7 separate regions of the Mus musculus genome follow, and regions 1, 2, 3, 4, 5 and 6 are each linked to region 7. A link is a loop called in an ENCODE intact Hi-C map of the cell type or tissue named here. Cell type or tissue: gastrocnemius. All regions are shown on one strand.

The links. Hi-C counts contacts between places; a loop is a spot of excess contacts. Peaks named below come from ENCODE experiments on the same cell type or tissue, not always from the same donor. Only the 100,000 strongest peaks of a DNase experiment are listed, where the experiment ranks them.
Region 1: a loop joins it to region 7, with 4 times the contacts of the local background. A loop is called at or near these places in 24 of 42 quality-filtered maps.
Region 2: it touches region 7 in a loop (10-fold over the local background); 35 of 42 quality-filtered maps call a loop at or near these places.
Region 3: it touches region 7 in a loop (2.9-fold over the local background); 13 of 42 quality-filtered maps call a loop at or near these places.
Region 4: it touches region 7 in a loop (3-fold over the local background); 13 of 42 quality-filtered maps call a loop at or near these places.
Region 5: a loop joins it to region 7, with 6 times the contacts of the local background. A loop is called at or near these places in 21 of 42 quality-filtered maps.
Region 6: a loop joins it to region 7, with 4 times the contacts of the local background. A loop is called at or near these places in 18 of 42 quality-filtered maps.

What each region holds. Positions count from the first base shown.
Region 1 is chr1:135,266,338-135,270,337 of GRCm38, forward strand. Rnpep (arginyl aminopeptidase (aminopeptidase B)) reads right to left here. Exons shown (of 11, transcript NM_145417.3): 6 at 1,746-1,859; 7 at 833-945; 8 at 533-641. Among named protein-coding and RNA genes, the nearest start is that of Elf3, 9.9 kb to the left of the region's middle. In gastrocnemius, a CTCF peak has its summit at 1,915 (motif pointing left); no DNase peak of the experiment used is centred here.
Region 2 is chr1:135,170,493-135,174,492 of GRCm38, forward strand. No RefSeq gene overlaps it. Among named protein-coding and RNA genes, the nearest start is that of Gpr37l1, 4.8 kb to the left of the region's middle. In gastrocnemius, CTCF peaks have their summits at 924 (motif pointing left) and 1,635 (motif pointing right); a DNase peak (open chromatin) is centred at 1,649.
Region 3 is chr1:135,309,469-135,313,468 of GRCm38, forward strand. It overlaps Timm17a (translocase of inner mitochondrial membrane 17a), which reads right to left. Exons shown (of 6, transcript NM_011590.2): 2 at 303-402. Among named protein-coding and RNA genes, the nearest start is that of Timm17a, 2.3 kb to the right of the region's middle. In gastrocnemius, no CTCF peak of the experiment used is centred here; a DNase peak (open chromatin) is centred at 1,983; H3K4me3 peaks cover 2,105 bases; H3K27ac peaks cover 1,996 bases.
Region 4 is chr1:135,278,576-135,282,575 of GRCm38, forward strand. Rnpep (arginyl aminopeptidase (aminopeptidase B)) reads right to left here. Exons shown (of 11, transcript NM_145417.3): 2 at 192-332. Among named protein-coding and RNA genes, the nearest start is that of Rnpep, 3.5 kb to the right of the region's middle. In gastrocnemius, no CTCF peak of the experiment used is centred here; DNase peaks (open chromatin) are centred at 2,309, 3,108 and 3,855; H3K4me3 peaks cover 1,573 bases; H3K27ac peaks cover 1,273 bases.
Region 5 is chr1:135,257,046-135,261,045 of GRCm38, forward strand. It overlaps Elf3 (E74-like factor 3), which reads right to left and starts at 1,427. Exons shown (of 9, transcript NM_007921.3): 1 at 1,304-1,427; 2 at 570-737; 3 at 1-181. The coding sequence starts at 729. In gastrocnemius, a CTCF peak has its summit at 2,256 (motif pointing left); DNase peaks (open chromatin) are centred at 1,594 and 2,142; H3K4me3 peaks cover 1,132 bases; H3K27ac peaks cover 1,163 bases.
Region 6 is chr1:135,152,679-135,156,678 of GRCm38, forward strand. Arl8a (ADP-ribosylation factor-like 8A) reads left to right here. Exons shown (of 7, transcript NM_026823.2): 3 at 115-188; 4 at 1,498-1,591; 5 at 1,730-1,797; 6 at 2,035-2,105; 7 at 2,544-3,590. The coding sequence ends at 2,593. Among named protein-coding and RNA genes, the nearest start is that of Arl8a, 7.8 kb to the left of the region's middle. In gastrocnemius, a CTCF peak has its summit at 1,891 (motif pointing right); a DNase peak (open chromatin) is centred at 1,995; H3K4me3 peaks cover 1,116 bases; H3K27ac peaks cover 1,516 bases.
Region 7 is chr1:135,366,296-135,370,295 of GRCm38, forward strand. Lmod1 (leiomodin 1 (smooth muscle)) reads left to right here. Exons shown (of 3, transcript NM_053106.2): 3 at 1-1,770. Among named protein-coding and RNA genes, the nearest start is that of Shisa4, 6.8 kb to the right of the region's middle. In gastrocnemius, CTCF peaks have their summits at 2,116 (motif pointing left) and 2,987 (motif pointing left); DNase peaks (open chromatin) are centred at 128, 2,128, 2,879 and 3,295; H3K4me3 peaks cover 1,236 bases; H3K27ac peaks cover 3,646 bases.

The DNA.
Region 1 (4,000 bases), 100 kb before region 7:
CCTCTTATCCCCACCTCCCCCAAGCTGGGGTTATAGTCGTGCCAAAGTTTTTTTATTTTGTTTGTTTTGACTTGAACTCAACATAAAACCCAGGCTGGTCTTAAAGTTATGGCTATCGGCTGCCTCAGACTCCAACACACTTAAGTTCACCTTAAAAAAGAGATTTTTCATTTGCTTTTATGTTTTGGTGCAGAGGGTCAAACCCAGGTCCTCATATATGACAAGTAACATTCTACCAACTGAACTACACTGCCAATTCAGGAAATTGAAGTCTGTCTTCTCTCTCTTTCTGTCCTCTCTCCCCGTCCCTCTCTCTCTGGGGATTGAGTCCAGGGCCTTGTATACACTAGGCATATGCTGGACCATGGAACTCCACCCAGCCACCAGTTATTATTCTGTGGAACAGGGCCTGGGGTCCTGAGCTGTCTCTCCAAATGGCGATTCACCAGGAACCTATGACGCCATGTCTTCCTATCTCATCTTGCTCATTCTCCGAGTTCTTGGAAGCCAACAGCCCAGTTTCTCTGCTTACCTGGAATGGAATCTACTCCCTTCTTCTTCAACTCAGGGAAATACTCCAGGTAGAATTCCAGAAAGTCTTCAGCCAAGATACTTTGGAATTTAAACTCATCTACATAGGCCTGTGAGGAGGGACACGGTTGTTGTTGTCTCTGGCCGCCCTGGGGAACAGACCCCCCTCCCCCCCTCATCTCTCAGTCCCTCTCTGACCCCTTACCTCTTGTGGTTGGGCCCCCTACCCCTACCCTAGCACTCTGGCCCAGCTGCTTTACCTGTTCCTTGTCCTTCTCCCCACATGGAGAGTTGACTGTACCTTGAGAAACTTGTCAAACTGATCCTGATCACCCACCAGGTGGGCCAGGTATGAGACAAAGCAGTAACCTTTCTCGTAGGGGGTCTCATTGTAGGTGTCATCGGGGTCCACACCTGACAGGGGAGAGAGTAGACAGGACTGAGTGTTTATACACACCCCCTCTGCCTTCAGATTACAGACTGACTGTTGGAATTGACCCGACTACACCTTTCCCAGTACAGCGAAGGTTTCTAGGCCACCGATAGTCCTTCCCATGGCACGTCAAAGGTGATAGCAGAGGGTCAGTATCTATGGATCTAAGACAGGGTCAGGAAGACCAGTGGTTCAAAGGGGCTAGCACATTTCCTTGGGCAGGGCCTTAACTACCTCTTAAGGCGGACCACGCTCAGACTTTTGAGTCCGGTTGGTCACCGTCTACACAGTCAACCTCCCCGATGTTTTTACAACTGTCCTAGACTTAAACTAATCACCAATGTACTAGAAGTTCATTTTACAGTCAGTGGCACCAGAGAACACATGCTTCAGTTGCCCAAAAGGGTTTTAGGTTAGTCACACGTGAAACTAAAGAAAAATGCTAGAAAGCAGGAAGCCCAGAGCTGACAAGTCACTGGATCTGCCTGGTTCTGTAACATGAAGCTAGCATGATTTACCAGCCTCGTTCCTGGGCAGCGATAAAGAGGAACAGGGGGACAGAAGAGCAGCTATACAAAAGCCACAGCCAAGTCATTAAGAACTTAGTGGCCGAAATGGTTGTGTTCAGTTGGCTTACAGAGCAGGGGATGGCCAGAACACTATAGTGGCCCACCACTCAAAGGAAGCATTCTAACATGTGGCTCAGACTAACTTGGGGCTCCAAGAGTAATTTACTGGGGTGAGGGTCAGGGAGACAGGAAGACAGAGGAGCCTTCTGGACCTGGTTCAATCTTCACCCGGAGCTTGTTGAGTGGGTTTTCCTCTCCGGAGACATTCATGTGCTGACGCAGCAGAGCCCTCCCTGTGGCAGCCTCCAAGCAAGTGTAAGCAGCTCCTGGCCAGAAACAAACCACAAACCCCAAGTTCACCAAGTCTACATTTCCCCTGACAGAGGCGCTGTGCTGTCCTCTTGTGGTCTGAGGCTCAACGGCATTACCTCCCAGAGTGACACAGAACATGACTCAACCCCTCCCTAGCTCTCGGGGGTTTGGTGAACCTGACTGTGGGTCTCTGTCCCACAAGGACTAGGGAAACCCTTCCTTGTCAACCATAATGAATGTGTTTTTATTTTTAGGTAACAACTTGGTCTCTATGAAACTTAAAATAGTTTTCCTCAGATGATCCTGTGTGCAAAAGAAACTGTCACCTTCAAAAATGCCAAACACCTAGCCTGGGCGTGGTGGCACAGGTCTTGACTCATCTATTGTCAGGGGGGAGCAGAGGCAGGTGGATCCCTGTGAGTTTAAGGTTGGTCAGTCTACACAGTGACTCCAGGCCATCCGGGGCTACATAGGAAACCTTGTCTCAAAAGAAGAAAAAAAAAAAATTTAACTGTCCCTTACATTTCCCCCTAGCTTTAAAGATAGTACCTTGGGAGCCAGTGGCGTGGCTCAGTAGGTAAAGGAACCTGGCACCAAGCCCTAGTGCCTCCAATCAATCACCAAGGTTAGTATAAAAGGAAGGAAGCCATTCCAGAAAGCTGGTCTCTGACTTAAACACAAACACTGTGGTGAGTGCATACAGACACACACTTCGACTCTGCCACTCACTACATGTTCTGACTCTGAGCCTCACTTGGCCTCAGTTTTTTCTTCTGCCCAATGGGAAAATAAAAGTGTGCTATGGGATTCTAGTACTTTAAAGCTCTGCTAAGCTAAACTCACTATGTAGTCCAGGCTAGCCTTGAAGTCAGTTCAGGCACCATGCCCTACAGGATGTGGTCTTTCCTTTTTTATTTTTTAAGATTTATTTATTTTATTTATATGAGTACACTGTCACTATCTTCAGACACACCAGAAGAGGGCATCAGATCCCCATTACAGATGGTTGTGAGCCACCATGTGGTTGCTGGGAATTGAACTCAGGACCTCTGGAGAGCAGTCAGTGCTCTTAACCACTGAGCCATCTCTCCAGCCCTGTCTTTCCTTTTTTTAAGACAGGGTCCTACTATATGACCCTGGATGGCCCAAACTTGTGACCTTCCTGCTTTAGTTCCCCAGTGCTAAGTAAGGACTCACAACTGTGAGTCACTATGCCCAGTTTGCCACAGGATTCTTATGGCTGATTAAGAGATTCAGAAACAAAATCTTGCTCTGTTCACTTTGAGTAAGAGTACAGCGCTGATCAAACTATTTGGGACGGAAAGGATAACACACACTGAAAATCTTTACCATGTTCAGACCCAGAGGTGATGTTTTTCTTTTTTGGTTTGTTTTTTTTTTGTTTTTTGTTTTTTGTTTTTTGTTTTTTGTTTTTTGTTTTTTTTTTTTTTTGGAGACAGGGTTTCTCTGTATAGCTCTGGCTGTCCTGGAACTCACTCTGTAGACCAGGCTGGCCTTGAATACAGAAATCCGCTTGCCTCTGCCTCAAAGTGCTGGGATTAAAGGCATGTGCCACCACTGCCCAGCTGGTTTTGTTTTCTCAAGACAAGATTTCTCTATCAGCCCTGGCTGTCCTGGAACTTGCTCTGTAGATCAGGCTAGCCTTGAATCCACAGAGATCAGTCTTCTGCCCCCTGAGTGCTGGAATCAAAGCCATGTGCCAGCACCTCCAGGGCAGAGATGATGTTTCTAATAGTCTTCCTTACTGAAATCTGCTGAGGTAAGGTATGCACTGACGTGTGTGTGTGTGTGTGTGTGTGTGTGTGTGTGTCACAGCATTTCTTTTTCCTTTTGAGACAGGGTCTCCTGTAGCTCAGGCTGGCCTCACTAGCCTCGACCTTCTGATCCTTCTGCCTCTACCTTCTGAATGTGAGAATTACAGGCATGCACCATCATGCCCACTTTAATGTCTGCCCCAGAACCCAGAGACCCATGCATGCTAGGCAAGTACTCCCCACCCCACCCTGGCCTCAGTTCTGAGCATCAGTACTGAGTACTCAGCCTTGTGCTCATCAGGCACTCACTCTACCTAACGGGCTATGTTACCAGCTCAAACCCTATTACATTTAACGAAAAGTTTTTAAACTCTTTTCTT
Region 2 (4,000 bases), 200 kb before region 7:
TGACTCACAACCCTAAACCCCTCCCCTGCTCCTTTGTAGCTTGCAGGGCTGTAACAGCAAAGAGCTCAGAGATGATCTACGCCAGCCCTTTTACTTCTCAGACGTGGAAACGGAAGACCTGCGAGGCCAAGTCCCACGGCAACAGACTCGGGCAGCCACATCTATACTGTGCGATCCTAGCTTGCTTCACAGGCAGGTGCTGGAACCCAGATCGGTGGTTCTCAACCTGTGGGTCACGGCCCCTTTGGGGTTGAACGATCGTTTCACAGAGGTTACCTATGACCATTGGCAAACACAGGTGATCACACCATGATTCATAACCGCAGCAAAATTTGTTACAAAGTAGCGATGGGCCGGGCATGGTGGCGCATGCCTTTAATCCCGGCACTCCGGAGGCAGAGGCAGGTGGATTTCTGAGTTCGAGGCCAGCCTGGTCTACAAAGTGAGGTCCAGGACAGCCAGGGCTATACAGAGAAACCCTGTCTCGAGAAACCAAAAAAAAAAAAAAAAAAGTAGCGATGGGATAATTTTATGGCTGGGGGAGGGGGGGCCACCACAGTGAGGAACTATATTAAAGGGTCTTGGCACTAGGAAGTTGAGAACCGCTGGGCTAGATCTTAGCACAGGGCTGATGGAAGCCAGAGTTAGGCCTCTGCTTTTCTTTCATATTCACACATATTTTTCATTCATTCTATATTCTAGCCCATCCTGCTTCACATTGTGCTTGCATATGCTAGACACTCCGTGTAGTTTGAGCTGGAAGACGACTCAGTGGGTAAGAGAGCTAAGAATGTGAGTTCCAGGGGCTGGTGAGATGCCGCAGTGGTTAAGAGCACTGACTGCTCTGACTGCTTTTCCGGAGGTCATGAGTTCAAGTCCCAGCAACCACATGGTGGCTCACAACCATCTGTGATGGGATCTGATGCCCTCTTCTGGCCTGTAGGTGTACATGCAGACAGGACGCTGTATACATAATAAATAAATACATTTTTTTTAAAAAATGAGTTCCAATCGATGGCACTTGTCTTGCAAAGGACTTGGGTTCAATTCCCAGAACCCACATAATGGCTGAGGAATGACATACATGCGTGCAAGTATTCACACACACAAAGTAAAGAAATATTTTTTTTTAATTGGGGGCTGGAGAAATGGCTCTGGTTAAGAGCACTGACTGCTCTTTCGAAGTTCCTGAGTTCAAATCCCAGCAACCACATGGTGGTTCACAACCATCTGTAATGACATCTGACACCCCCCCCCTTCCTGGTGTGTCTGAAGACAGATACAGTGACTTACATAAAAATAATAAATAAATCTTTTTTTTAAAAATGTGGCTCCATATACCCATAACTCCAGTGCCACGGGGCAGAGATAGAAAGATGTCTGTAGCTCTCTGGAGCCAGGCTAGCCTCTGGTTTACTGACAGTCCTTATCTCAAAGGAATAAGGCAGAGTGATGGAGCATGACACCCCATGTCTCCCTCTGAGTTTGTGTACACAGGCGCACACATTCATGAATGCACACACACACACACACACACACACACACACACACACTTCTTCAAATGCCTAAAAGGACATGCAATCTCCTTGCTGATTTCCAGTAAGACAGCTGAAATGCCAGAGGCCACTAGGTGGAACCAAATAATCAGAGTTGGAGACTAAGACAGCTCTCAAGCCTTGGTCCTCTCCTGTCCCCGGCCTTAGCTAGCCCACAGTACCCAAGTCCAGCCCACAGTTCTTGTGAGCTGCCTGCAGATCTGATCCAAACACAGATGGTGGTGGTACTGTGTGCTCACGGCTACCCAACACCTCCAGAGGGGCCACCTACCTGCAAAGTGCTCTCCACCCTCGGCTGCTTCTGGAAGCTTCCGGACCAGGCCGGAGGAGCACTTGCTTGGAGAACCCCAGAAAGGCACTGAAGGTGCAGAGCTGTAACAGCAAAGAGCTCAGAGATGATCTACGCCAGCCCTCTTACTTGGCTTACCTTAGCTCCTGCGTAATCTCCCCTTGACTCTCCATGATCCCAGGAATTCCCCGAGCTTCCACCTGGGAGTTTCCCCCACTGGTAGCTAAAGACTACATGCAACATGCTATGTAGGTGGGAGGGAGAGACTACATGCAACATGCTATGTAGGTGGGAGGGAGAGACTACATGCAACATGCTATGTAGGTGGGAGGGAGAGAGGGAAACAGAGACCGGGGCTCTCCCTGGCAATGAAGTAGGTGAGGACTCCTCACCAAAGAAAATAATACAAGCCCATATTTCACTGAGCAAATGCCACCTTGTACACGACTCGCAGCTGCTCAGTAGCTCAAGTGCTTAACCCTGCTTCGGCTCCTCACCCATAGCATGGGGCAGCAACAGGCTCCTGAGAAGTGGGAAGATCAAATCGGTGTGAATACTGGGGGTAATGTGGACTCACTTAAAAAAAAAAGATTTATTTATTTTATGTGTATGAGTTTTCACCTGCATGCATATATGTGTGCATATACACCTACATACATAATGTATGTGTGTGTGTGTGTGTGTATGTGTGTGTGCATGTGCACCATGTGCCACAGATCCCTTGGAACTGAAGTTATAGAATGAGCTGCCATGTGGGTACTGGGAATTGAACCCAGGTCCTCTAGAGGAGCAGCCAGTGCTCTTAACCTCTGAGCCATCTCTCCAGCCCATATGACTCACTAGCCACTAGCAAGAGAAAATTCACATCTTCCCTTGTGAGAGAGAGTGCTAGCTATGATTTTTCTTTAACAGGGCCAGAAATCAAAGCAGAAAGGCGGGAGACAGCTAAAATCGAGTATGACAGATTCTAACAGGGACATCCTGTTTCGAGAAGCCAAATAAACTAAAAAATAAAGAGCTAAAAGTTGCATATGTAGTTCATTTTACAAACATTTGTTGAGCACCTACTGTGTGTTGGGCTTTGCCCTGGCTGATCAGAGCCAGGGTGAGGCGCAGAGGAAGCCCTGGTGAAATTCACCTTTGAGCTGTGTGTGAGAGTGCGCGCCAGAACCAGGAGGATCAGCGCAAGTCTGAAGCAGCCTGGACTGTGTAGCAAATTTCCAGGCAGCCAAAGTACATCTAGGGACTAACATAAAGAGGGAGGTTGGAGAGATGGCTCAGTGGTTAAGGATGCTTGTTTTCTGTTCAGAGGACCTGAACAGATCAATGTTTAGTTCCCTGTACCTACTTCCGGTGACTAATGACAATCTGTAACTCCAGCTCCAGGGGCTCTAGCACCCTTTTCTGGCCTTTAAGGGCTCTGCACCCAGATGCACAAGCACAAATTCACATATAGACACACAAATAATTAAAAAAATAATAAATAAGTTTTCAAAATAAAAAGAGGGAACATGAGAATTGGGGTTCACCTTATTGTGAAGGATACGGCCACTAAAAAGCTGAATCTGCAAAACAGCCTAAAGGGTGGTGAAAGGCATGGAGGGAAAGGACAGGGACCCGAAAGCCCATGGGACCGCCTCACCCTTCACTTAATCGTTGGCGAGAAGTAGAGGTGCCTGGCTCTGAAGTCTCACAAGATGCTGTGACAGTAAGATGTGGTCACTGTGTGGCCTTTTATATATAAATGAAAAGGTTCGGCGCTGGGTTATGGCTTAGAGGGAAAGTAATTAGCCTGGAATGAACAATGTCCTGGCTTCCATCCCTAGCTTGCCAAAAATAAATAAATTAATTAATTAAAAAACAAAATCAAGCCGGGCATGGTGGCGCACGCCTTTAATCCCAGCACTCGGGAGGCAGAGGCAAGTGGATTTCTGAGTTCGAGGCTGGCCTGGTCTACAGAGTGAGTTCCAGGACAGCCAGGGCTATACAGAGAAACCCTGTCTCAAAAAACTAACTAACTAACTAACTAACTAACTAACTAACTAACTAACTAAATAACTAAATAACTAAATAACTAAATAACTAAATAAATAAATTCAAAATAGGGTAAATTTGGGATGGTTGTTTCTATTTTGGGGTGGAGTTTGTTTTTGTT
Region 3 (4,000 bases), 57 kb before region 7:
AGAACATTTACTACTTACTCTCCCAAAGGACCCAGGTTCAATTCCCGGCACTCACATGGCAGCTCACAACTGTAACTCCAGTTCCAGGGATTTGATCCATGGATACCACACACCAAGTATTGCATAGCAAAACAGCCCCCCCACAATAATAGTAGTAGTAGTAATAATAATATATATATATATGTATGTATGTATATTAGACTGCAAGTGTAATCTATTTCTAATCCACTGATGTGATCATCAATAATATCAACCAACCCTGGCTTCCAGTGAATATAAAATGAGACCAATCACTCACTCACCACTGGAGAATTTCGAAAACCTTTGAAGGCCTGGAAGATGCCACCACCTATGGTGCCCATGGTAAACGCACCGCCACAGTCATCTACAATTCGCCAGGGGCTAAACACAGGAAGGAAGAAAAGATGACCTTAGTTCTTATTCATAAACCACAACTTTTTTTTTTGTTTAATATATAAAAGGATGCAACAGGTTCCAATGTGGAGCCCACTGTGACCAATAAACTTAGCTTGTAAAACAGGGGTAAGGGTACTGCACTCATCCACAGCCATTCAAGCCTCCAAAGCCAGAGGCTTTAACAGTTGTGTCCTTCTTTAAAAGAATGGCAGCATGGTGTGGGCCATGTCTTGCCACCACCTGCCTCCTATTGCTGCCTCATCCCCCTGTGTGTTGGCACTACAGTCCACACCGCCACACCCAGCACTTCAGTCACTCACAGTAACCTATCTTAAGTCTGTTCCAAGATGAGCACTATAAAAAGCAAATAAACAGAAATAAAGCAGAAGGAACTGTAATCAACAATATTGATTCAGCTTCTAGAAATCAGTGGATGATCTTTTAAAAGTCTAATGTCAGCCAGACGTGGTGGTGCACGCCTTTAATCCCAGCACTTGGGAGGAAGAGGCAGGTGGATTTCTGAGTTCAAGGCCAGCCTGGTCTACAAAGTGAGTTCCAGGACAGCCAGGGCTACACAGAGAAACCCTGTCTCGAGAAGAAAAAAAAGGAAGTTCAAAATAGCATTTTAAGCTTAAGTTTTGCATTAGATCCATTTAACACACTTGAATAAGCCGGGTGTGGTGGTGCACGCCTTTAATCCCAGCACTTGGGAGGCAAAGGCAGGCGGATTTCTGAGTTCGAGGCCAGCCTGGTGTACAGAGTGAGTTCCAGGACAGCCAGGGCTACACAGAGAAACCCTGTCTCAAAAAACCAAAAAAAAAAAAAAAAAAAAAAAAAAAAAAAACAAAAACAAAAAACAAAAAACAAAAAAACCACACTTGAATATTTGACAATTAGAAGTTAAACTTGTAAACCCACCATCCAAATGCAGCCCCCTAAAATAGACAATACTGAAACCTGAGTAATCCATGCGAGTAAAACCACTCACTCCTCTAGGATCCGGCTAATAAGACTCCAGGACCTGACACACAGCATCTCCAGCCTTGTTAAGTCAACTGTGTTTCTGTAAGGATTTATGTAAGCTTCTCTTTTGTTATCACACAAAGCCTACACACACACACACACACACACACACACACACGATCACCCCACGCCCTACCCCCACAGTACAGGGTAAATTCTGTTTCAAGCAACTCTCAGCAGAGTTGTAATTCTCTACCACCATCTCCTTCCAAATAAGAAGCTGGGAGTCTAGTGCACTGCTGGCACACATCATCCACCATGTTTCTAACCTAAAGGAATTCTGTGAAACAAACATTAAAACTGTTGTTTCTATAGTGTTCTTGTGTATAGATGCTGTCGTCTATCAATGGGGTGGAGGAAGTGAGGGAGGCTTCACCGCTCTGGAGTACAAGCGTCCACTGGCACAGCATGTGACACAAAACAGAAGACCCTAGCAAATGAGTGGGAATGGGCCCGAAACAGGGCACTGGCTGCTTCCTGTCTTCACAGACGTCCCCCCAGGCTCTGTCAGCCTGGCACCGCCCCAGTGACAATGGAATGGTTGGCTACTCCAGAGCTCCTGTCAACTCTCCATCAGTCCAAAGGCTGTATAAAAACCCTGGCTGCTGTGCAATACAGTAGCTCTGCACCTCAATGCTGGCCTTTGGAATCTGTTTGGCCAGGTTAGTGACTCCGCCTCCTCACCCACTCCTTGATCCTGGTTCCCACACACATGCTGCCTGGGCAAGCACAGAGAGGTTTACTTGGGCTTATAAACAATTTTACAACGAAGTCTAAAGTTAGCAACAACAACAAGAAGTCGTTTGTAAGTAGTATGTCCATTAGAAGTAGAAGAAATTTCTCAGTGTGTCACACAGTCTCAAGAGATATGTACTTGGGAGAAAGAGACAGAGACCAGCCTAGGCTACATGGTAAAACTCTATCTTAACCCCCAAACTATGGTCCCTCCCTATAAAAGACAAGCGCTATAGTAAGCCAGCACCTGGTCCATCACTATAACAGTAGTATATTTTATTTATTTATTTATTTTGGGTTTTTTTTTTTTTTTTTTTTTTGAGACAGGGTTTCTCTGTGTAGTCCTGTTGTCCTGGAACTCACTCTGTAGACCAGGCTGGCCTTGAACTCAGAAATCCGCCTGCCTCTGCCTCCCAAGTGCTGGGATTAAAGGCGTGCGCCACCACCGCCCGGCAACAGTATGCTTTTAAACTTGCCATTATTGCTCACTAGAATCTAAATAATGACTAATTTCCCTTTAGAATTCATAATCTTCTAACTTGATAAAAAGACTGGGACTATCTCCTCTGTATTTTACAAATGAACGAAGGCTCACACAGAAGTTAAGTAGCCTGCCCCAGATGGAATAAATAACTAGAACAGCCAACTTAAGCACAAAAGTTGGTACTCCAACCCCCCGCAAACTCTGTCCACTCTATTTATAGATCCTAAAGCACTCCGAGAAAGCAACAAAGAAGTATTATGACAATGATTAAACCATCTACTGTTTCAGACAGCGCTGGCCTCAGAACACACCAAGAAAAAAAAGGAATGTCCAGTAACTTATCAAACATCAAGACATGGCCTTGCTATGTATCCTGGGCTAGCCTAGAACCTAAGTGCTGAGATTACCAGCATGCACAGTGCACTCTGATGAAAATATGTCTGACACAAGGTCTAACCCCAGCTGCCCTAGAACTTGCTATGGAGCCCAGGCTGTCCTTAAACTTGCTGGCTCTCCTGCTTCTACCTCATGAGGCCTGTGCCACCTGACCTGGGGAAAACTCAAATGTATCAAAATTACCCCTCCTGCTAATCTGTGTCATTATACGGCATCTAGTACCAATTTATACAGTCCAGCTAAACCCTGCATATCCAACCCCAACACATGGAGATAACCTCCTCTGAGGACAGAAGGCTGAAGCATACTTTTGGGAGTGCCACCAAATAATAATTTAAAATCCTGGGCAGACACACTATTTGAGGATAATACCCTGACGCTCATTACAAACAAAAACCCAGAATACCAAGATCTATTAGCTTGTGACACCTGAGGCTTTATTCAAACAACTGTTGAGACTCGACAGCTATTACATTAATTTACTGCAAACAGCTATGCCTGATTTACTCTTGTTTACACCTTGAGCCAAGCATACAGCCCTTACTTAATAAACACTTAATGAATTTATGTCTATTCATGGCTTTTCAGAGAACACACGCAGCTCATCTCTTCCTATTTTCCACATACTGATATATCTTTTTTCTTCGGGAATTCCACATAGGAAAGGCCGCTTCAGCCTACAAGGAGCTCATCCAGCCCCCTTGGATGTTGGGTGAAATTTGTGGTCTACTCATTTGAAATGCTTCATCGTGGGGACACTTAGTCCTCATAGGCATAAGGCCTCGGGTATGGCACTCGGAGATCTACATTCCCTTCGTCGAGGCAGAAACTGAGCAGAGCGAGGCTTAGGGACGTGTTCAAGGTCGCCTCAGCAGGCAGAAGGGATCATTATTGTCCCCGCACAAAGTCGACAGCACCTGCCATAGGGAGGAGGTTCCAAAGCTC
Region 4 (4,000 bases), 88 kb before region 7:
GTGGATGCGCATGTAGGTATGTGCATATAAGTGAAGGTGCCCGTGAGGTGCTAGACCCCATGCACAAAGAGTCATAGACAGTTGTAAGTCGCCTGATGTGGGTGCTCTGGAAGAGCAGAAGTGCTCTCAACTGCGGAGCCATCTCCCATTCATAATCTCAAGGGCAAGCATACCAAGTTAGGTCACCTCACCTCAATAAGAGCCGAATACGTGCATTTCACTGCTGGAGTGTCAAAGCAAGGGAAAAAGGCTCGGTTTAAGACCGCCTGACCCTGGGTATAGACAAAGGGTTTCTTCTTTCCTGCTGTCTGCTCAGGAGCCAACCAGCAAACCTAAGAGAGAACAGAGAGGCATTTCAGAGCAGGCAGATCATGAACAGAGAAAGGAGCTGGCTGACACGGGACATTTTCATGACATATCATAATCATTAAGACCTTTCTGAGGATCACTCTGTCCCTGACTGTCCTGTCCTAGTGTGTGTTTAATCTACTCTGGAACAGGCTATGGTCTCATGCCCGCCTCACAGGACAGACACAGCATTCCCACTGTATCGCATGGGTATCTCAGGAATCAAATCAGAACCTCGTACTGAGATTCTGTGTCCTTCTGGCTGTAGCCGTTTCTCATCTAACCAGAGTTAGATATTTGCTTGTTTATTTGTTTTGAAAGGATCTTAATGTAGCACATGCCATGCCCAGATTTGATGTGATTTTGTAATGAATACTTATGAGGTGATTAGCTCTTTCTTGCAGGTTGTAAGTTGACTCTTATTCTCTCCCATAGCTGGGTAGACTGGATCTCCCTTTTAAGGTATTTCTTCCAGTGATTCTTTAGAAAAGCCCAGAAGAAGGAGGACAGAGACCTTGCCTTCGTACAGGTGTGGTGAGATGTCTTGGTGTATCTCAGTTTCTGATATACCAGAACCTATCTACAGTGCAAGGATATTAGTCATAAGCTGGCTTTCAACCACCAGTTGTTTCCAAGACACAACTGTAGTTTTCTTAGTTACTCTAGATCTCCTTTCTGAGTGCTCAGGGTTATGACTGGTATTGAAGTATATCACTGAGACAATCAAGGCTCTATCACGAAAAGAGACCAGCCTTACTTCTGCCTGTAGCAAAAGGAAAACATACACAACGTAGCTAAAACTGTTCATGTGTGTTTGTATGAATATGTATCCATTTAAAATTGAAGAATGGGTTACACTATTCCAAGAAGGATTCATAGGTGAAATAAAAGTGTCTGATCAGGGCTGGAGAGATGTCTCAGAGGTTAAGAGCACTGCCTGATCTTCCAGAGGTCCTGAGTTCAATTCCCAGCAACCACATGGTGACTCACAACCATCTGTAATGGGATCCGATGCCCTCTTCTGGTGTGCCTGAAGACAGTTATAGTGTACTCATATAAATAAAATATTAAAAAGAACAAAGTGTCTGGTCAGACCTTTAAGGGCAAGCAAGAGTCAGATGTTAGAAGGAAAGAGAGAAGCCTTTCTCTAGCAGGTGAGAGAGGAAAGGCAGGCCTGGATGAAGGTTCTACCAACTGCATAGCCTCTAGGAGTAGGCAGAAGATGTGACAGGATTTTCCCTGTCCAATTACGTTAAAATATTAATGTAGCAGGAGGCCTGTTATTGGACAGAGAAAAGGGAGGCAGAGCTAGGAGTTGCAGAAACAGAAAGCCTCTCAGGAGAGGAAAAAAAAAGCCAAGATGGAGGCAGACAAACAGGAAAACCTGAACCAGCATGGCTTTAAATAGCCACAGGTAGTTACGATGATATTATAAAGGTTAGAATAATTGGGATAGTTTGTCTAATCTAGGTGGGCAGCTTTTAAAAAGATTTATTTAGTTATTATTATATGTAAGTACACTGTAGCTGACTTCAGACACAACAGAAAAGGGTGTCAGATCTCATTACAAATGGTTGTGAGCCACCATGTGGTTGCTGGGATTCAAACTCAGAACCTTCGGAAGAGCAGTCAGTTCTCCTAACCGCTAAGCCATCTCTCCAGCCCGGTGGGCAGCTTTTATCATTATCAATTGATTCTGAAATTATTGTATTAGCATCTTATGAATTGAGAATTTGTTGATACATAAATCCGATTGGCTAATTATAAGCTTCAAGAGTTTTGATTTACTTGGTTACTGGTATGTGGGACCCCCCCCCCCCTCCAGATTACAGGAGTTTATGGCTGAGAAGGAACTAGCAGAGCCAGAGACAAGCAAACCAGAGCTGGGAACACAGCGATTGGTCTCCGTGGCGCACTAGCTAGAGACAGAGTGGGCGGGTGCATGGGGCTTGGCATGGCATCAAAGGGAACTTGGGAGCTCTGCCCCGCCAGAGAGTTGGAGGGCAGAGAGTAGCCCGGCAGGACACGCCAGGGCAGAGTTGCCTGCAGTAGTGCGGCCATGTGGCTCTATTTTAATAGTTCCTGCAACAGTAAGACACTAGAGATACATAAGAAAGTCACATTAGATATTGAGTTTTTCTTTTGCCTGCTTTTGCTCAAGTATAGTAAATGTAATTAGTCTTCCAATAAATACAATGTAGTGTGGAAGGCAGGAGGTGGCACAGTAGAAAAAGCTGAAGAATACTAATGTAGAGGAGTGACCGAGGTCAACCTCAACATACAGATGACATGTTGCTAATACACTGACTCAATTCAGTGTGATCCAAGTGAATTTCCCCTCTACAATGTACAATTCCAGTCTAATCATGTAGTCATTGGGAAAACATCTGAAAATTTCCAGTAGAAGAGCATTCTATAACATACCTGACCAGCACTCCTCCAAACTGTCAAAGTTATAAAAAACAAACAAACAAAACAAAACAAAAAAAAAAAACAAGGAAAGCCTGACAAACTCAAAGATGGGCAGTTACACAGCTAGCTACAATATGCTGCTTTGCCTGGGCTCATGAATCAGGAAAGGAAGTAGGTAAAAAAACTAAGATGCCGCTAAAGCCTGTGGAGCCTTGTTAGCCTGACAGCTGGTGTGTGCCAGCGCTGACCGACCAGATGCTAATAGGGAAATGGAAATCGTGGAAGATGCGTGAGGAGCTGTGCCCAGTTATGCCGTTAATCTGTCTTTGGTTGTTATTTTGAATTTGTAGTCCTCCTGCCTCAGCTTCCTGAGTACTGGGACTTCGGGCAATGTGCCACCATGCCTAGCTGGTATCGGGCGTTTATAGAGAGAGAAAGTTCACCAAATTTTGTCAAGTATTTAGACAAGTGCCTTGTACATCTTAGGAAACCCTGTACATTATCCCTCCGCCATCTTTGTTTACGGTGTTTTGTTTGTTTTTGCTTCGTTTGTTCTTAAATGATGTGAAGGAAACAGAACGGGGAAACGAGGAAACCTGGGCACTACCGCCCATGTGAATTCTGGGAGAAGGCGCTGCAGTGCTTGAGGGAGCGCGCTCATCAGAATGGTTGCAAAATCGGGAAAAGAATGCATGCCAATGTCCTCAGTGAAGACCTCCGTAGTCCAAAGGGCAACCCTTTGGAAAGCAGAGAGAGGCCTCAGCCATGATGTTTTGAAGGACAATAATTGATTCTGCTCTATAACTTAAAGATAGTGGAAGAGCCGGGCGGTGGTGGCGCACGTCTTTAATCCCAGCTCTTGGGAGGCAGAGGCAGGCGAATTTCTGAGCTCGAGGCCAGCCTGGTCTACAAAGTGAGTTCCAGGACAGCCAGGGCTATACAGAGAAACCCTGTCTCAAACAAACAAACAAAAGATAGTGGAAGGATAATGAGCAGGGTTTCCTAAGATGTGCAAGGCACTTGTCTAAATGTTTGACAACATCCGGTGAACGTCTAAACCTAGGCACCTGATACGGGCCAGGCATGATGGCACACTGCCAGGAGTCCCAGCACCCAGGAAGCTGAGGCAGGAGGATTACAAACTCAAAATAGATTCTGTTGTTAACTTTGACAACTTTAGAGTATGCAAATTTAGGGAGGGTTTAATTTTCCAATCCTGTTTAATTTCTAGCTCCCACTG
Region 5 (4,000 bases), 110 kb before region 7:
CCAAAGACTAGCCGCAGCTCCTCCAGCGCACAGCTGCAGAGGGTGGCTCCGTCCATGTCGCAGCGGGAGAAGTCGATGGAGCTGGCGTCATACTTGTTCTTCTCCACTTGGTAGCTGATCCACTCCAGAACCTGGGTCTTCGACCAGAACTGGGGCCGCTCGCTAGTCCAGCTTGCCTTCTCTGCAAGGTGGAGTACAGCCAGAGGATCAGTCCTGTCCCTTTGGGATCTTGTCTGAGGTCCTACACAACCCGAGGAGGGGCGGAGAGGGACAGATACATATCCACAATCACAACATGGCTAGTTCTCAAGTTCATCCTCCCTTAATCTGTCACCACAGTTCTTATATTCCCACCACCTCAGCCACTACAGTCTTCTCGGGACTAGGAACACAGTCTAGCATAAATAAGGTCTTGTTTGGGTTCTTTCCCCAGTACTACACAAACATATGAATGAATAAATCCTCCCCAGCCACTAACTCCAGGATACCCTTCCTCCCTGTCCATTTATCATCTAAGAGCCTCTCAGATCATTGGTGTCCTGTCTGTAAAGATTTTACACAGCACTCACCTGGACCTTCCAGTGTCATCTGTTGGTTGTTCAGGGTCAACACCAAGTCTTCAGTGCCAAAGGTAGTCGGAGGAGCAGGAGCCAGGGTGGGGTCTTCTGAGCTGTACATGGCGTTGAAGTAGTTACTAAAAACGTTGCTGATCTCACAGGTGGCAGCCATGAGGGCCCCTGGGAAGAGGAGACAAGGTGGGGAGGGTACAGGTCAGGGTACACTTCCATTTCTGTCTGGCAAAGCCTGGGCAGCAACAGCCGAGAGGCAGGAAGTTCAGTGTTGCTGTAGACATTCTCTCTTCAACACCCCCCCCCTCCACCACACACACACAAACACACACACACCACCACCACCACCACCACCACCACCACCACCACCACCATCACCACCAAGAGCCAGCTACTTGGGGAAGCTGAGGTTGGATGCTCTCTTGAGCCTAGAAGGGTCAGGCCAGCTGGCGCCAAACTGGGAAATTCGGCTCCGAAAAATAAAAATAATCTCAAAGCGGGTGGGACCATGATACAAATTCTTCTGGGGCTCTCTCCACAAATCACGTGGGCTCCTGAACCAAAGAAGCCACCCTGTCCCTCCAAGACACCGATCTGGTCTCTGACCAGTCCCAGAATACACCCACAGTAGCCCCAACACTCCAGCTAGGAACCTCCAAGCCTGAGTGATTAAGTTCAGAACTGTAAATCCACTGGACGGTTCCTGAAGCCAGAGTTAGGGAATGTGACCGTACCGAGGTGTGTCAGGGTTCGGTGTGGCAGGCGGGTGAGCAGGCTTCTGAGGCCACAGGAAGGGAAGAAATCTAAGCGGTCGAAGGCTCCGCAGGTAGCAGTGATGAGTGTGGCCAGGGCGCTGCCCCCACCCGCTCTAAATAGAGCAAAGCAGGAGCTCCTCCCCTCCAGGTCTTCGGCGTACGTCCCCGGTTGTAACCTGAGCTGGTGGCTCATTGGATGCTGGGGATTTCCTGGCCTTCAGACTGGGCTCCCTGTCCCAGGTGATTTGCATATTCCGTGCCACTTGGCCCAGATCCTAGCAGGCGGTGCTGGGAAATCAGGCCTGGCTGGTTTAATGATTGTCAGAATCTGTCATTCCGCACCCTCTGGGGTTGGGCCCTGGGTACTGAACTGGGCAGGTGGCGGGAACATTGCAGGGGTGGGCATCTGTGCCTTAGGCTGCCCTCTGGCCCTGGAAATTCTTCCTGGGGGCCTGGCCAGGGCTGAACTGGGGAGGAGAAAGCAAGGCAAGGAATCTGAACCGGTGGCTGGGTCAAGACTGATGCTTCCAACTGTCTAGAGGTCTAGAGACAAGAAGGGCCTGGTGAAAGTTACCGAGGCTAAGGGGTTTCCTCCACAACACCCAGAAGCTGGGATTCTGAAAGCGGCTAGGCAACACACTGGGCAACATTCACGGTCCAGTGGTGGTTTGGGTCTGATAGTCTGTCTAGTCAGCTACAGAGACCATTTGCTGGCACTTTGCCTGTCTGGAGCCCACCCAAACGCGATGGTTGCTGAAGCGGTAGAGATCAGACACTACTTCAAGTCTTCCCTTGGTGCCTGTGGCGCTCTCCTCGCCTAGGGTCGGCTGGCGGTGCTGTTTGGTTTATCCGCGAGTCTGGTCTGCTCCTGATTACCCTTCTCTCCGCCCACTCCATTAGTATCTGCCTGCTGCCCTCTAGTGGTCAGAAGCCCAACATTTGAGTCATTACAAAGACAAACAGGATGCACATGTTAATTTACTGTTTACCGGGGCCCTTAAAAAACAAAAACAAATTGGGGTGGAGGAGGGCAGCGCACATCTTTAATCCCAGCACTCCTGAAGTAGAGGTAGAAGGATTTCTGAGTTCGAGGCCAGCCTTGTCTACAGAGTGAGTTCCAGGACAGCCAGGGCTACACAGAGAAACTCTGTCTTGAAAAACTAAAACTACAGAACAAAATCCCTCTGGAGATGCAGGAAATTGAACCCAGAGCTTCTTATGCAAGCATTCTACAAATGGGTTCTAGTCCCAGGATTCTGTTCATTTTTGAAACTTTGTCTAGCTACATATACCAGGCTGGCCTCAAACTCAAGAGACAGGCTCTAGAGATGGGTTAAAGGGTAACTACCCAGACCAACACCAGAAACCTTTTTAATATAACTATCCTCATCCAAAAACATCCAATAAGCAATGTGGGGCTGCTGAGATAGCTCAGTGGATAAGGATACCTGCTGCTAAGGATGCTATGGATGGACCCGTGTTCCATCCATACATGATAAAAGGAGAAAACTGACTCCTGTAATGTGGTACTCTGACCTTTATGTGCAAGTGTACACACACATACACACTAAACAAACAAGATATACACACACACACACACATATACACACACACATGTTTGCATCTTTTTTGAGACATGGTCTTTACATAGTTCTAGCTATCCTGGGACTTACTATGTGGCTAGCCTCCAACTCAGAACTCTACCTACCTCTGCCTCCCCAGTACTGGGATTAAAGGCACGCCCACTATGCCTGGCTGTAAGCATGGTTTTAAAAATATTTTTAAAAAGCACTGTTGGACACATGTGGAGATGCATCCCTTTAATCTCTCAACTCCCAAGGCAAGTGGACCTCTGCGAGCTGAAGGCCAAGCCTGGACTACATAGTGAGTTCTAGGTTATCAAGGGCTACATAGTAGTGAGACTCTTTCAAAAGAGAGAGAGAGAGAGAGAGTGAGAGAGAGAGAGAGAGAGAGAGAGAGAGAGAAGAAAAGAAATGATATATAGTTGTTGTCTTGATAAGTGGTTTGTTCAGGCTACCAAATTTGGAAAGTGACAAGCAGTTGTTGGTGCCTTTTCCCTCTGGCTACAACCATCCCACTCAGGGAATTTTTAAAGGGATATAGTAAGTGAGAATTCCAGTCACTTACCCTGGAATGTGGGAGTACAGCTGGTAGAGCGATTATTGCCTAGCAAAAGATATGCATGTGTCTGGAATTCCAGCGCTCAGGGTCAGTCAGTCTCAGCTACATTTGAGTTTGGGGCTATCTTAGGCTACAGTAGATTGTCTCAAAAGCAAAACCATAAAATTAGCAAAGAATCGAGGGTGTGGGACTCGATAAGCCATTAGATGTCTTGCGGCTCCAACTGGTTTGTTTTGCGTTGCCTGAGGAGATAGCTTCGGAGGCTATATGAATTGAGTAAGTTCTCTACACTGAACTGTCAGCATTTCCTGCATCTACGTTATAAGATCTGTGTCTTCTCCTCTCTCCACCCCATTTACAGACACACGACCCCCAGGTAGACCTCAAACGAAAGGAGATTCCTTTCTCTTCTAGGTACCCCATTGTCCCAGGACACAATCTGCCCACCCCCATAGGCTCCACTCTTCATCTTCAGAACGACAGGCTCCTTTCCTCTAGGTCAGGGCTGCTGGAAAACCAAGGGCTCTGGGTAGG
Region 6 (4,000 bases), 210 kb before region 7:
GGAGCTGTGACCTTAGGGTGGGGGGAGACTGCAGAAGGGAAGCTAAGAACCCAATGGCTTTCAGTTGTCTGCCTGCTCCTGAGGCCACCTTCTCCCTATCCTCTTCTCTCTCAGCTCTGGGACATTGGGGGGCAGCCCCGTTTCCGAAGCATGTGGGAACGCTACTGCAGAGGAGTGAGCGCCATTGTGTAAGTAGGGTCTCCCCACCCTCCCGCCTGCAAGCCATCAGGCCTGATGCAGAACCACACACATGGTCCCTGTTAATGCCTGCTGCCTGGACGTGGCCTGCTTTTATTATTTTGCATACTGTTTATTTGAATATATATATATTTTTAAAAAAGAATTTATATTTTTTTAAAAAAGAAAATTGTAATATATATACAGATCTGATCAGCCAGCCTACAGTGTCTCTCCCAATCCAAATCACCATGTCTTGAATTTTGGGTAGTTTAAGTGACTCCTTCCTTTGCCTGTTAATTTTATCCAGACAAGGGATGTAACTTGGTCTGAAAGCTCTAGCATATATAAGGCTCTGGGTTCAACTCCAGTCTCACACACACTCTGGATTCAACTCCAGCCCCCCTCCCCCCACCTCACATACACACACAAATAAAAAAAAGTATGCCCAGTTTAGTTTTCTTAATAGAATAAACAGTGTTTTGTCTTTTTGTTTTTTGAGACAGGATCTAACTATGTAGACCCGTCTGGCCTGGATCTCACTATATAGAAAGACCATGCTGCCCTCTAACTCATAGACTTCCCCCTCTCACGTGCTAGGATTAAATGCATGCATACCATTCCCAGTTTAAACTTTTTTTTTTTTTTGGTATATTTTGTTTTGTTTTGTTTTTCAGACAGGGTTCTTCTGTGTGGTCTTGGCTGTCTTGGAACTCGCTCTGTAGACCAGGCTGGCCTTGAACTCACAAGAGATCTACCTGTCTCTGCCTCCTGATCAGCTTAAACCTGAGTTTTTATACAAGCATTGTAGCCAGGTGGTGGTAGCTGGCACATGCCTTTAATCCCAGCACGCAGGTGGCAGAGGTAGGCTGATCTCTTGAGTTGGTGGCTAGCCTGATCTACATAGTTCCAGGACAGCCAGGGCTACACAGAGAAAAAAAACCCTGTCTCAAAAAAAAAAAAAAGAAAAGAAAAGAAAAAAGGAAGGAAGGAAAGAAAGAAAGAAAAAGAAAATAGCATTGTACCCTGTCCCTTGGTAGGGAGGCCTTTCCTTTTCTACTCTGGTCCTATCTAGGCTTTCCATGAAAATGTAAATGGGTCACTTTGGGCCCGACTCACAGCTAATCCTACAGGCTCCAGTTCCACAGAGGACTGAGCCTGCAGTGCTTCACACCTATGTTTGGGAAAGTGTTCTCTGAGTCAGACCAGGGTAGTCCATTTCTCCAGAGGCGACCAGGCTGGAACTGGAGGCCTTCTTCCCCTCAGCAGCTCCTCTTCCTGTGTGCCTCAACCCACGGTATCCCTCACTGCCTTCCCCAGGTATATGGTGGATGCTGCGGATCAGGAGAAGATCGAGGCCTCCAAGAATGAGCTCCACAACCTGCTAGACAAGCCACAGCTACAAGGCATCCCGGTCAGCTGGAGATGGAGCGGGTGGGAGAGGGAGCTGATCAGAAATCACGGGGCGGGGGCGGGGGAGGGGGGGAGCGCCGTACAGCCGAGGTACCCAGGTATCCTTGCTCTAACTCTCCCCGGCTTGCTTCCTGTATAGGTCTTAGTCCTTGGTAACAAGCGAGACCTCGCCGGAGCGCTAGATGAGAAGGAGCTAATCGAGAAAATGTGAGCTGAGTGGCCTTTCTTTGTGTGCTTCAGCTCCCCCAAATTCCCCAGCTGCCGAAGGCTTCTGGGCTGGGCTTGTTGCTGTTCTTGGTGTTTACCACATGGTGGCAGCAGAACGTATCTTTCCCAGAAGCCTCGCCCTCCTCTTGTAGACCTTTTACTGAGAAAAACACCCTGCCCTTCCCTGGTCCCTTAACTGCTCCAGCATCCGCTGACTCCTCTCTGGTCTTCCCGCAGGAACCTGTCTGCTATCCAGGACCGAGAGATCTGCTGCTACTCCATATCCTGCAAAGAGAAGGACAACATAGGTGCGTGGCTTGGGGAAGTTGCTGGCACTCTGCCAGGAGTGGCTGGGCTGAAGGGAAAGATACTTCTGATGCGGTATCTGGGAAGTCCATACCGAGCCACTTTGTCCTTGGGTGCAGCAGGCAGCTAGGAGGCCCCAGTTCTGGGTGTTACCCTAGCCCTGCCCCCTCTTCCACTTCTGAGATTGGTTAGAGCAGGTATTCCAGTCCCTTCTTTGCTAGCTGTGGCTTTGTGTCTTTTATATCACTAGCTTGGAGCTTTTGGTGCGGGGGGTGGGGGTGGGGGGGGGTGGAGCTGGGGGTGGGGGGTGGGGGGGGGTGGGGTCACAGCTCTAAGCTTGATCCAGGCTGCCATTGCAGGAACCTGGCTTAACTGTTCATACCTCCCAGGCCCTTCTCACACAGGGAGGCCTTACAACTTTCTCTCTTGTCTCCCCTCAGACATCACCCTACAGTGGCTTATTCAACACTCAAAGTCACGGAGAAGCTGAGACTGTGGCTCTTCTTCTGACTAGGGACCACAGTCACCTAACCTGAAGCCGAGCTCCCCGCCCACCCTGTTGTCTCTCCCTAAGCCCACTCCTCCTCACCCAGTGTGGGGAGGGCCCTCTGGGGCTCCTAGAGCCCTATTCTGCTGAGGTTTCAACTCCTGTTTTTATTGTAAAATAATTGCCCTCTCCCCAAGTCTGGTCCCCTAACCTCTCTCCCTTGCTCTCTTTTTCCCTTCAGCTACCCCACTCCCCTCCCTGTCAACAGCCCTGGCCCCGCAAGCCCTCTCCTCACTCTCTGCCCCACCCTCCTCTTCCCCTTTCAACACTCTGTTATTGTCCTGTGTGTACAGTATATATATGTATATATATTTTAATTTTTTAATTTAAGCAAAGACTAAGATCAACCATTTGATGCTGCAGGGGCCAATCGGGACCTGGGAGGGGCAAACTGGAAAGGCAGAGAGAGATGCAGGGTCGATGTGGGGCAAGTTCATATGCAGAAGAGGGGAGACTGCCACATAGGGCAGTGGTTGTCCCCATGTCCTGTAAAGTATCTCTGTCTCCCAGTGGAGGACCTGAATTTGAAGGCCAGCAGGAGCCTCCTTTTCTGTCCCCAGCCTTGATAGGGCCACCAGGTACAACCAGGTCTAAGAGGGAGGACCAGGGTCCATGTCGTCCCAGCAACCCCCACTGTCACTGTTCCTGGCCCCAGGTCCTGCCCCTACCCAGGGTCCCCACCTCCACGGCCCATCTCATTTTCTGTTCTCATTTCACAGAGTTGTACAAGGAGAGAACTCAGCATGGGAGGGTTGGTTCTTTGGTTTTGTTTGTTTGTTTGTTTGTTTGTTTAATTTAATAATTTGTAAAGTGATGTTCCTCTTCCTTTTTACAGTTTTCAGCTCATATTTAACCTCTGTTTGGAAAACGATCCTTGTAACTGTACATTTTTTTTTTTGCCTCCTAATAATGACAACAATAAATTACCAATTTTGTGTTGGGGGGTGTGTATGGTGCTGGTTGTTTCCCACAGATATCACCGACCAGCGGACCCACAGGGGCATGAGCACCACTACACATCATACACAGGGATGACCACAGGGTGCCACACCTACAGGGAACACATACTCACGCTCTCTGGAAACACAGTGGCCTATCACGTGTGCTCACACTGGGACAGCAGCCCACACGTGTTTCTGGGCCCTGCTTGTTGTCTGCTTCTCACTCCTGTACGCTGACAGCTGCCAAGTGGCACTAAGCAGGTCTGTTAGAGGAGCTGCCCAGACCTGGGCCTTTCATGTGGCATTCAAACTGAATTGCTCTCCATCATAAACACTTAAGCTCATGGCCCCCTCTCAGTCTACACCTGCTTGTTCCCATATAGCCAGAGTGGAGCCAGAACAGAACTCT
Region 7 (4,000 bases):
TCTGAGGCCCTTCAAAAATTGCTTTGAAACCTGGAGCTGAAGTGTCCGGACAAGAGGAGTCCTTTAAGCACGTCACAGAGAAGATGGCACTGCCCAGAGCCCATGTAGCAGGCATGCTGCCAAAGGCTTATGATGCAGAAAAGATGTCTCCCAGGGACCACATTTGGACCCCAGCCTCACTGTCCCCAGGGCCAGGATTCAGGTCTCTGAGGAGCCCTTGGGCAAAGTTGCTGGGCCAGTGGCACTCTATGGGACAGTGGTAGAGGCTGGAGGGGATGAAAGTCCAAAGGCAAAGTAGGAGGGCAGAGGATACTACAAACCCTCCACCTGATATGCCTGGGCAGCAGGCATGGTTGGACAGTGCCTGAGAGAGGGTAGGCTCCAGATGGGAGTAGAAAGACAGACAGACAGCAGCTGGACCTGAAGGGTTGATGCCAAAGCAGACATTTTCTTCACATCACCTGCTGCTGTATAAATAGCTATATATCTGTTTTTCCATAAGATTTTGATAATATATACAAACCTTTAGCTTCAAGTGGCTATACCTCACCTTTTTTCATGTTAATGGTCCTAATGTTCCCAATGGTCCCAGGTTCCCTAAAAGGCCTCCCAAAGCTCAGGGTCCCTGGCAAGCCATTCAAGGTGACAGTAGACATCATCCCTAGAGTCCGTGTACCACTACAGAAAGGGCAGTCTGGGGGGAAGCTTGAATTCTTGAGACAACCTTGTGACCTGGTGTTCCAGGTCTGTTCCTCAGCCAGTCTCTCTGCCTCGTATCTGTGCCCAGAACTGTTCTCAGGGGCTGAGAGTCACACAGGGCCCCGGGATGGCTATATTAGGCACGTTCAGGAATGATCATTCCGTGACTCTTCCTACTGTAGGCTCAGGGCCAGCTCTTCACAGCAGTTACAGGCGAAGGAAGGCAGAGTGAGTCAGAGTGACTCAGGGAAGGACAGCTCCTGCACCCAGTGTGACTTAGGGCCAGAGGTACCTCTCCACCCCCAGCATCCCCTGCTGGAGGCAGAGCCACCACAGCCATCACCGGGGGTACATGGAATACTGTCCCAACTAGGGATGAAACTCAGAGTCAGGTTCCACGCCCAGCACAGAGGCCCTGTTTTCCATCCCCGGCACGATTTCTTTCTGATTTACTGCCCTGACGGTAACTGTGCCACCATGAAACTGCCACCTTGGTTCTGGGTCACAGACAGGTGCTCTGCCTTTTTGTTTCTCTTTTTGTTTCTTTTTTTCTTTTTCTTCAGTTAGCAGAGAGCAAAGCCATTGGAATATGGGTGGGGTCCCACCTCCCTAAGGAAGTAGGGTAGCTGTTATAGGGTCTGGCTCAAATCAGAGAGGGCTAACTCATATCCCAGGGTACACTCTGATCCCATTCCTTCCCAACCCGTCTATCTACTGCTCAAGTAATGGGCTGGCCCAGGGGAGGAGAGATACCAGCGCTGGTTCCCAGATCGCAAAGAGTATGCTTTGGAGTCAAGCCCATGAGCTTTCATCTGATGGTGCAGGGCACTAGCTAGATGCTTAAGGGTGCTTCTGCTTATCTTCCAACTCTGTGATGTGGAAGCCAATCGCCTCGATGTTTTGCAGATAGAGTTAATCAGCTGCACGTGGGTACATGACGAATAAGAGGTAGGGCTGAGGTCTTAACTCCTCTCTGCTGCTGAAAAAACGGACCAGTGATAGTTTTTCACAATGACATTGGAAGCCAAATGGAACTAGTTTTACATATATAAATATATAATTTCCTCTTTTCTATGTAGTCCTGGCTAACATAGAACTCCTAATGTAGAGCAGGCTAACTTCGAACTCTTGAAGATCTGTTTGCCTCTGCGGGGATTAAAGGTGTGTGCTACCACACCGGGCCAGTCTCCAGACTTTAAGTCTCCTTTAGAACCTTTCACCTTTGCATGTTTTTGTTTGTTTGTCTGTTTGTTTGTTTACTTAACTGGAAACACGATTTAGACTGGGCTGGGGGCTGGGAGCACACACACTTCCCAACTCTCTGCTTCCCAGAGCCAATTAGGCCTGGGATGACGTAATCATTTCTAAGTGCGTTTAAACTTGATGTGGGAGCGCAGCGCCACCTCGAGGAAAACTGCAACCCAGGCTCTTCTACTCCTCAGAGCAGCCTGGCTCTGGCGGCGGGAGGTCAAAGAAGAGCAGAGAGGGGGAAGGGACTCCAGCCCCACCCTACGCGACTGTCCTTGTCTTGCAAGACCCACCCGAGGTGCGGAGCGGATGCTTGAGCTCAGGACCCGCGGGATTCACAGAAGTGTTTCTGTCCGCTCCGCGAGTTCTGCTGTCCGCCTCTGGCTCCTGAGCCCGGAGTCACGCGTCTAGTGGATTTTTCCTTCCTAAAACCAAGGAAGGTCAGAACTAGCAATAGAAAAGATCTATGCCCATCTACCACCTACGTTTTAATAGGGGGCGGGGGAGGGGCGGAGCGGAGAGGTTCAAAGAAAGCAAATGATTCATTCAAGTTAATGAATCTAGACTCAACGCCAAGTCGTCGTCGTCGTCCCCCGCCCCCCCCCCCATCCCCAGGGAGAGCAGGTCATCTAGATCCAGGAGAAGCAACACCTGACCTCAGCCTTTCCCAGCATCCTCTTCAGCATCTACCTCCTCTGTTCTTTCCAAGGTTCCATTGCAGGTCTACTGCCCCCAAACCGAGAAGTTCCTCCTCCTGCTCTCGTTTCGCTCCACTTTCCCTGGCCAGAGAGGGGGACCTAGAGCGGGCCTAGGACCAGTGTCTGTCTGGCACGTGGACACGGGCAGTTAGCTAGGCTTTTATATCTCACTTTGTCCCTGGAGCTCAACGTATGACCTATGACAATCAAAGGGCTCCGGTCTCAGGGCCGAGCCGGGAACTCCATGCTTACTTGGCCACTGTTGAGGAGTAGGATCTGGACACGGGCCACTCAGAGACCAAGCTTTTCTGGAAAACCAAGTTCTCTTGTCGCCATCTGGAGGACCGAGCACAACCTTCACCCCTGAGAGCAGATGCTATCCAGCTGAAATCAACCTGCGAGTCAGGCACCAAGGGTGCTGCACTCATTGGGAGGCCCGTCAGTGCCCAAAAACCCTTCTCCCCTTCTGGAACTCCCTCCTCCTCCCCTCTTCCTTTCCTTCCCCTCCTTCCCTCATAGCCAGAAAGACTTTTTTTGTCCAGGTGCCTCCCTTCTAGTCAAACACCCTGCGTCCTCCTCTTCCTTAGCTTTCCCTTGGCCCCGCTGTATTCCCACATTGTCTTTTGCTCTAGCCCTCTCCCCTCCCAGAACCCAAACCCCTTGGAGCTCTGCCAACCCTACCCCTGACAAACACTCACACCTGAACAGGTCCATGTTTGTCTAGGGTTGTGCGTGCTTCAGCTGAGAAGCAAGCCCAGGGTCTCATACAGTGTATAGGCCTATTGATTGATTGATTGATTGGTTGATTACATAAAGCCACCCCTCCTCTTCAACTAGATTCCTATACCACCCCCGAGGCTGTTCGGGGTCTCCTCCTATCCCAGCAAGGCCACAGTTACATCACTGGGGTCCCCTAGTTCTTAAGTGTCCCTCCTGCATCCACTCTCTTTCTCTTTCTGGCGTGTGTAGTTTTTCAGGATTGCTAAGTGATGGGAAGGGGCAAACATAGCGAGTTAGGCTTCCCCAGGCCTTTCTGGGCTCTGTTTACTCCTCAATGAGACACACAGACACACACAGCGGACTGGAAATTAAGAGTATCTGAGGGAGATGGAGTGTTATCCTCGATGGGACTCTGCAGCTCCTCCCCCCCCCCCGCCCCCCAGCACTGGAATGCTTCCTCTTTCTTCTTAGAATTCTTATTTCCGGTGCTTTGCTGTGTTAAATAGCCCTTCTCCCCCTGCAGCTCTGGCTGGGGCAAACCTATACTATATCCTATACTACAAAGCCACTTGTCATAGGGTCCCAGATTGCTGACTCAAGGGCAATGTATTCCGTCACATACTTCGACATCATGC